2 separate regions of the Homo sapiens genome follow, and region 1 is linked to region 2. Evidence: chromatin contacts called from ENCODE Hi-C or POLR2A ChIA-PET data. All regions are on one chromosome and are shown on one strand. Each heading gives the region's core, a stretch centred on a gene start or an enhancer-like site at or near the end of the contact. The rest is flanking DNA. Distances are from core to core; before and after follow the strand shown.

Region 1 (3,774 bases), core at 1,070-3,569, 340 kb after region 2:
AGCCCCCTGAGACAGAAACTGTGTCCTGTCTTGTTCATCATTGTATCTACACCACACTGCACAGTGTCTAGTCCATGATGGGCCCAAAAAAAATATATTGTGAAATAAATGAACAAATGAATGAAAAATTGCCCAATGCAGTGGTGAAGGCTGAACATACACCAGCTTCCTTACTTCCTTGGTGAGTTAGCCAGTAAGGGATTTCCCAAGGAAATTTCTACAGATTCTGTTGTTTCTCATTGACATTGGTGTTTTTTTTTTTTTTTTTTTTTTTTTTTTTTGAGACAGAGTCTCGTTCTATCTCCCAGCTCCCAGACTGGAGTGCAGTGGCGCAATCTCGGCTCACTGCAAGCTCCGCCTCCCGGGTTCATGCCATTCTCCTGCCTCAGTCTCCCAAGTAGCTGGGACCACAGGCGCCCACCACCACGCCCAGCTAATTTTTTGTATTTTTAGTAGAGATGGGGTTTCACCATGTTAGCCAGGATGGTCTCGATCTCACGATCTCATGATCCACCCGCCTTGGCCTCCCAAAGTGCTGGGATTACAGGCGTGAGCCACCACACCCGGCCTCATTGACGTTGTATAAAAACCTTTCGCTAAACATTGAGAAACTTCCTAAGGAGTGAGAGACTGAACGACTGTGAATTGTGCAGGATTTCTGCTTTTTGCTGGCCTAAGAACATAAGGGATGAATAGACCAGGAGTGCCAGCAGAAGTTAGTCTATGTCCTGTGGGTGATGTCCTGCTCCCTGTTCCAGCTATGTGTTCTAGGGTATCATCACTGCTTCCTGGGTGAGTGCATGAGGGCATGATTCAGTCTGAGTAATGGGCTAGTTCTTCCTGGCCTTGCCACCAGCCCTGTAGCCTGGGAGAGCACCAATCAAAAGATGGTTGTGGCACATATCATCCAGTTCATATGGGGAAACTGAGGCAAGTGGAGAGGACTGTTCTGGTAGTGGCAGAGCTGGAACGAGAATCCAGGGCTCCTGCCTCTTTGTCTGCTCTTCTCCCCAGCACTGTTCAATCAATCAGCCCTTGGCATGTGCTCAGTGCTGTCTATTCTATTAGGTTGGTGCAAACACAATTACAGTTTTCACTGTTATTTTAAATGGCAAAAACCGCAATTACCCACCTAATAGGTTCTGAAATGGATGTAAAAAGTCTTGAAAATTAAGCACACAAAAATTAAATACACAAAATGAGCATAGAGCATGGTCCCACCTTCCAGGAACTTACAGTTTTGGTGGAGAGTGAAACTAAATTCTTGAAACAATGATCCATGAAAGATTGCAAGTCTAGGTCATTACATGCTATGTTGTGTGCAGGACAGACTCTAAGCACTGAGAATTCTAAGAGGTCATTTGACAATTGTGCACAACTCTATCTTGAGTGCGCCTGTGACAGTGAAGAATTTCTGCACACCAGGAAGACCTGGAGGTCGCAGTGCAGCGGCAAAGGGCACACAGCCTTTGGAGTTAGACCTCCAGGCTCTGCCGCTTCCTGCTCTGTGACCGTGGGCAGGTCCTTGAGCCTCCCTCAGACTTGATCTTCTCTTCTGTAAAATGAGATGAGAAGACAATAGAGATACTTCCTTCGTAAGGTTGTTGTGAGAATTACATTCATGTAACATTTGTCAACTACTATAAGTTGAATTGCAACAAATAGTAGTAATTATCATTAATAAAAATAAAGCTATATGAAGATAAAATGGGTTGTCTTCAGGAGATTGAGCCCCCAGTCACCAATGGTATTTCAACTCTGCCTAGAAATTATAGAAGAAATTCAATTTTAGAAAGGAGTAGCTCCTAGAACCAGATGATATTTAAGGTCTTTCCCAACACTGATCACAAGATGAATTTTGTGGACATTAGCTGGCCCTTGAGAATGCTACATGTTGGCCAAGTGGGAAGCGGGGAAGGGTGTTTCCTAGAAGATGGGAACTGTGTGAGCAGAGGCTTGGAGGAGGTACAGAGCTTGAAGCTATTGTACTCTTATATCCCAGAACTTCATCCCACTTGTGTTTTCTGAACATGTTGTGGAGGGACTCTTTACAGCTTGTAGAGGTCCAGTCAGGGGGATTGCAGTAACTCTGAGGTCTTCCACTTGTGTGTTTCAGAATTTCATGAACCATTGAGGGCAGGGGAGTTTGTGAATTCAGCATTAATACAAAGGAGTTCTAACCACGTTAGTTCACTCCTGCTTATCAGGGTTGTTTTCTAATGGGCCTGATTTCCTTATGATCAGCTTCTGAACTCAACTGAAACAAACTTCCTCTACCCAAAACAAACCAATGAGGTCATTTTACCACCTTGCCAAGTCTCTGTACAAATCTCCACGTGGGGCAGCATAATTGGAGATGGAGCTGGTAAAGGAAAAACAATTCATCAGGAAGAGCTTGTTTTGATATTCAGATGAGTTTATAAGGTAATTTTTTTTTTTTTAAGACGGAGTCTCACTCTATCACCACGCTGGAGTGCAGTGGTGCAATCTCAGCTCACTGCAACCTCCACCTCCCGGGTTCAAGAGATTCTCCTGCCTCAGCCTCCCGAGTAGCTGGGACTATAGGCTTGCGCCACCATGCCCAGCTAATTTTTGTATTTTTAGTAGAGATGGGGTTTCACCACGTTGGCCAATATGGTGTGGATCTCTTGACCTCGTGATCTGCCCGCCTCAGCCTCCCAAAGGGCTGGGGATTACAAGCATGAGCCACTGCGCCTGGCCTATAAGGTAATTTTTAAAGTGGAAATCATAAAAGAAAACCATGGTTACGTTCATGTACCCTAAGATCTAGCTATGTACAACTTTTATTAGCAAAATTAACAAGGGAGGGTAATGTTTCTGTATTACCCTGAAATGGAGACCTCTGCATTTCTGCCCAGGCACCCAAGAGAATGTGCTCTGGGTGCTTTCTGCTCAGAGAGGCTGAAAGTGATGATTACCTAATGTGCAAAGTAGCACTTAAAAAAAAAAAAAACCTAATTGGCAACAACTTTGGATATCTTATATGCCCTCATTTCAGTTACAATTGGCTTTATGTACAGTTCAGAGGGTCTGCAGCTGGAAGGCATGGGGGGGTGGTAGACTGCTTCTGCAGGCCCAGGTGAAGCCTGTGCAGATGGCGACTGTCTCACCGCTGCAAGAACCACCCCCTCGCTGCCTGCCTCGATGCCTGGGGACCTCCTGAATGAGGAGAGAAAGCACACGTTCTCTGTGGCATCATACACCTTTCAGACTTGTGGTTTTAATAGTTCTCTGCTATGCTGAGCTTCGTCTTTTGAAGCCACTGCCGGAGAAAATCAGCTCGGCTGCTTCTCTAGAAGGGAAGCCAGACAGAAGGTCATTACTTTCCTCACTGCCCACCACAGCCCTGTTCTCCACAGAAATGTGTCCTTCTACAACAGACAGACCCAAACTTGGCTTTCAGCAATGCTCTCAGTCTGCCTTACTCATCACTGCATCCCAAGTACCAAGCACAGTACTAAGTCCATAGTAGACATTCAAGACATACATGGGTGTGGATGGATGTTCTGTGCTGGGTGTATGTTAGTTGCACAGTGGTCAAGAAGGTGCAGTGAGTATGGCAGGTATCCGGCAGCAAGGAGGGTTGGTATGGGTTATGATTATTTATCCCACAGGGAAGCATGTTTGCTCAAAGACAAGGTATAGGAGGAGGAGGTGAGGGCCCTGAGAACCAAGCATCCTCTCCCACAAGTCTTCCTCCCTCATCAGCAGCCAAAGGATGATCTCCTCTCCTGTCATTAATCTGGGAATGTA
Region 2 (3,634 bases), core at 959-3,458:
TATTGTTAATCTGTCTTTTGAGAAATTTGTTTTGACTATTAAATACATACAGTTGATTCCCATTATTCACGGATTCCATATTTGTCAATTTGCCTACTTAGTGAGATTTATTTGTAACCTACAAATTCATGTTTCAGGCATTGCTGTCATTCATTGACTTATGAAGCATGAAAAATTTGAGTTGATCAATGTGCACATTCCTAGCTGAGATCACACAAGAAAACACTCTACCCTCTTGTTTTAGCTCTCATACTGTACACAAGTGTCCTTTTTGTGGTCTATTTAATGTCATGTTTTTGCATTTTTATACTTTTGGGTGATTTTGCTGTTTAAAATGAGCCCCTGGTGTAGTGCTGAAGAGCTGTCTGGTGTTCCTAAGCTCAAGAAGGCTGTGATGTGCCTTAGGGAGAAAATATGTATGTTAGATAAGCTGCATTCATACATGAGTCACAGTGCTGTTGCCTGGGTTAAATGTTAGTGAATTGACAATATATTAAAGAAGGCTCTTTAAATAGAAACACACATAAAGCAATATTATGTATTGATTGGCTAACAAAAATTTTGTGATCAGAGGCTTGTAGGAACATAACCTTGTATTTCCCCTAGGAGCAGAGGTTCAGTATTTGCTAATTCAGTATTCACAGAGACTTCATAGAATATAACTACTGCAAATAATGAGAATTGACTATGTGTTTATTTTTCTAGCCTGTATGTCAGAAGCCTGCATTTTAAGGATCTCACGTGATATGTGATTAAACAAGATTGCTTTTCTTTCTAAAAAATAATATATCCACATTATAAAAACTTTTAAAATAAATAATTGCTGAGTCAAAGGATGTCAGTGTCTTTAAAGCTCCTACATACATCATGAAAAAGGTTGAACTGATTTACAGTGCCAGCTTCAGTATATCTTTGCTGGCTGGCATTATTTTGCATTTTTCATATTATTTAAGAATAATGGCGGCTGGGCACAGTGGCTCACTCCTGTAATCCCAGCACTTTGGGAGGCCGAGGCAGATGGATCATCTGTCAGGAGTTCGAGACCAGCCTGGCCAACCTGGTGAAACACCATCTCTACTAAAAATTAGCTAGGCGTGATGGTGGGTGCCTGTAATCCCTGCTACTCAGGAGGCTGAGGCAGGAGAATCACTTGAACCCAGGAGGCGGAGGTTGCGGCGAGCCGAGATCACGCCATTGCACTCCAGTGTGGGCGACAGAGCGAGACTCCGTCTCAAAAAAAAGAAAAAAAAAATGGCAAAATTGATTCATGTTAGAGAAAATTCAAATTACACAGATATATTTAAAATACAACTTAAAATCCTTTCCCCTTTTTTACTTTTTCCCACCTTTTCCTCATGAGTGTTAAGAATTTGGTACATGTAATTTTCAGGCCTTTTCAGAAAATGCACATAAAAATAAATGAATTTTTTAAATAAATGCATCTATATTAAATACCCCTAATTTAATATAGAAGGGACTGAATTTTTGCCTATTATGTGCCCTTAGCATTATGCTTTGTTATTGCATATAATTTAGGTGGAAAAATGCTTCCTTATTATTTATAAAATACTTATTAAAATGCTTAAGTTGTCAAGAGAAATTATATAGTGATGCTTCTGTTTAATAGCTGTGGTTTACTTTTTATGCTGTGCAATTAGCTTGGGATGCATATCTTTTAATCTAATCTTTTTTTTTTTTTTTGCCAGTAGCTAGAGCTACAGAACATAACACAGATTCAGTCTTGCAGTTTTATTATTTTCTTTCACTAGACTTGACAGAGGATTTCAAGGACTCAATTTTCAGGTAGATAAGTAGTTAATGACTAGATGCAGTTGGGTAAACATTATCTAGGATCAACCAAGATGCTTAATCTAAATTATTACAACAGTTGTTTCTGGAATGAGTACAATGTGAGGAAAACACTTTAGTGTTAAAGTGATTCTCTAACCCCTGCCCCCCTCACTGTGGCAGGAGAAAAGAGGATATTAAAGCTTGGTTGATGCTCATTCATGTATTTCAGGGAATATAGGGACTATTTAATAGTATGAATAGAATTTCCGTAGATAAAGATTTCCTTGATCTAGTATGAGGAAGTGAGACCTTGTACCAGCTGTTGATACCAGATATAGAATTTTGGTTGAGTTTTAAGCCCTATTTATACCAGAAAGCTGTAGTTTTAACTTAAGATGACTTAGACAATGAAAACGCTACTGGGAAAGAGATACTAAAATGTTCACAGTTTTGACTGACAGAAAAACTCAGGAGAATTGTAGAACTTTGAAATAAGTCAGATAAATCCTTTCTAGGATGATGGGACAGAGAAATTGTAAAGGTTTAGGATTACCTGTTTACTGCTTAGAAAAAAATAAAAAATACACTTTTACCAAGGCCAGTAAGAACTATTTTCTGGAACAAACGGAAAAAGCTGGATAATGCTACTGACTGAGTTAAGGGGATAAGCCACCCAGTACCCAGGCCTCAGTTTCACCTAACAAGGAGACAGGCCTCGAGCATTGTTAAGAGCCATAGGATTCTATTTTCCAGTGAGAGAGTACCACTTACGTGATAACTTTGCACCTCTGTCCCAAATTCAGCACTCTAGCAAGATGCCAGGAGTTCTCCTTGCAGGTGTGGAGAAAACTTAAGGGTCTGGCAGAGATGTAGATTTAGAAAATTCGTGTACACTTGCTTTGCTGTGAAAAATTCACAGAATTTTTGAAGTTTATAAATTCTATTTAGAAAGAAAAAAAAAAACACCCTTCTCACTGGTTAGGAATTAGGAGATTTCTTCCCTGTGATATTCTTAGTTTACTCTTGGGGTGATTTTTGTTTGTTTACTAGTGCAGGTATTCAGATAGTCATCTAAATCCTACAGGCACACCCTTTGAAGTGCGAAGCTTTTCCTGCAGAACATCTATGGGAGAGGCCCTTAGTAGAATGTTTCAAGGAAAAATATTTCAGATAGTTGTCCATGTTCCTTTCTTAATTTTATTCCTAAAAAATAGCAAGCAAACTTTTTTTTACGTTACTAATTTTTCATTTGTGAATATTTATGAAAAGACTCAGTTGAAGTGTTCCTTTATATTAACCTTTTTTTGTCTGAAGATTTTTATTTATAGCATGAATGAATTCTTGCTTGCTCTGAAAGATTTAAACATTGTAGAAAGCTTCAGAGTAAAAGTAATAGATTAGATTGTGTCCCTCCTCAGAAGATCCTTTGTAAATAATGTCACTTTCTTGCTGTCTTTGAACTTTGTTTATGAAATATAGGTTTTAACTGTGGCGTTTGCCACACCTGTGAACTTTTCTTTATGTCTTCTGAGTTTTGTAAATATACTTGATATTCTTTGTCTCTTTTTCTGGTAGTTTTAAAAATATTTATCTGTCTAGTCTACCTAGGATTTGTTCTTGTGTATGATAGCAGTAGAGCTGCAACTTAATTTGTATGTGGATTTTTACTTTTCCCGGTATAATGTGTCAAACAGTTTGCTCTTTTTGTGCCAGTTTTAAATATCTTTATTGTATCCTAAATATCAATGTATTTGCTTTCTATACTCTCCTGTTCTAGTGATAATAGAATATGTCTATTTTCATAATGCTGTCACTCTGTTTTTGTTACTGTAGCTTTGTACTA

What was found. Hi-C counts contacts between places; a loop is a spot of excess contacts on that map. ChIA-PET counts read pairs that join two places held with the same protein, here RNA polymerase II (POLR2A).
Region 1: a loop to region 2 is called in a map with no recorded cell type, with 9 times the contacts of the local background. The contact joins two enhancer-like sites. A Hi-C loop is called at or near these places in 1 of 37 single-sample maps with no recorded cell type. POLR2A ChIA-PET finds 5 or more read pairs at or near these places in 1 of 52 experiments (H1).

What each region holds. Positions count from the first base shown.
Region 1 is chr15:62,888,037-62,891,810 of GRCh38, forward strand. No RefSeq gene overlaps it. Among named protein-coding and RNA genes, the nearest start is that of MIR190A, 66 kb to the left of the region's middle. Within about 2 kb of position 2,320, at least 6 of the 41 ENCODE cell types and tissues checked have a DNase peak (open chromatin) inside an H3K27ac peak, as active enhancers do.
Region 2 is chr15:62,552,252-62,555,885 of GRCh38, forward strand. The region is part of intron 1 of TLN2 (talin 2); the gene reads left to right. Among named protein-coding and RNA genes, the nearest start is that of MGC15885, 91 kb to the right of the region's middle. Within about 2 kb of position 2,209, at least 2 of the 41 ENCODE cell types and tissues checked have a DNase peak (open chromatin) inside an H3K27ac peak, as active enhancers do.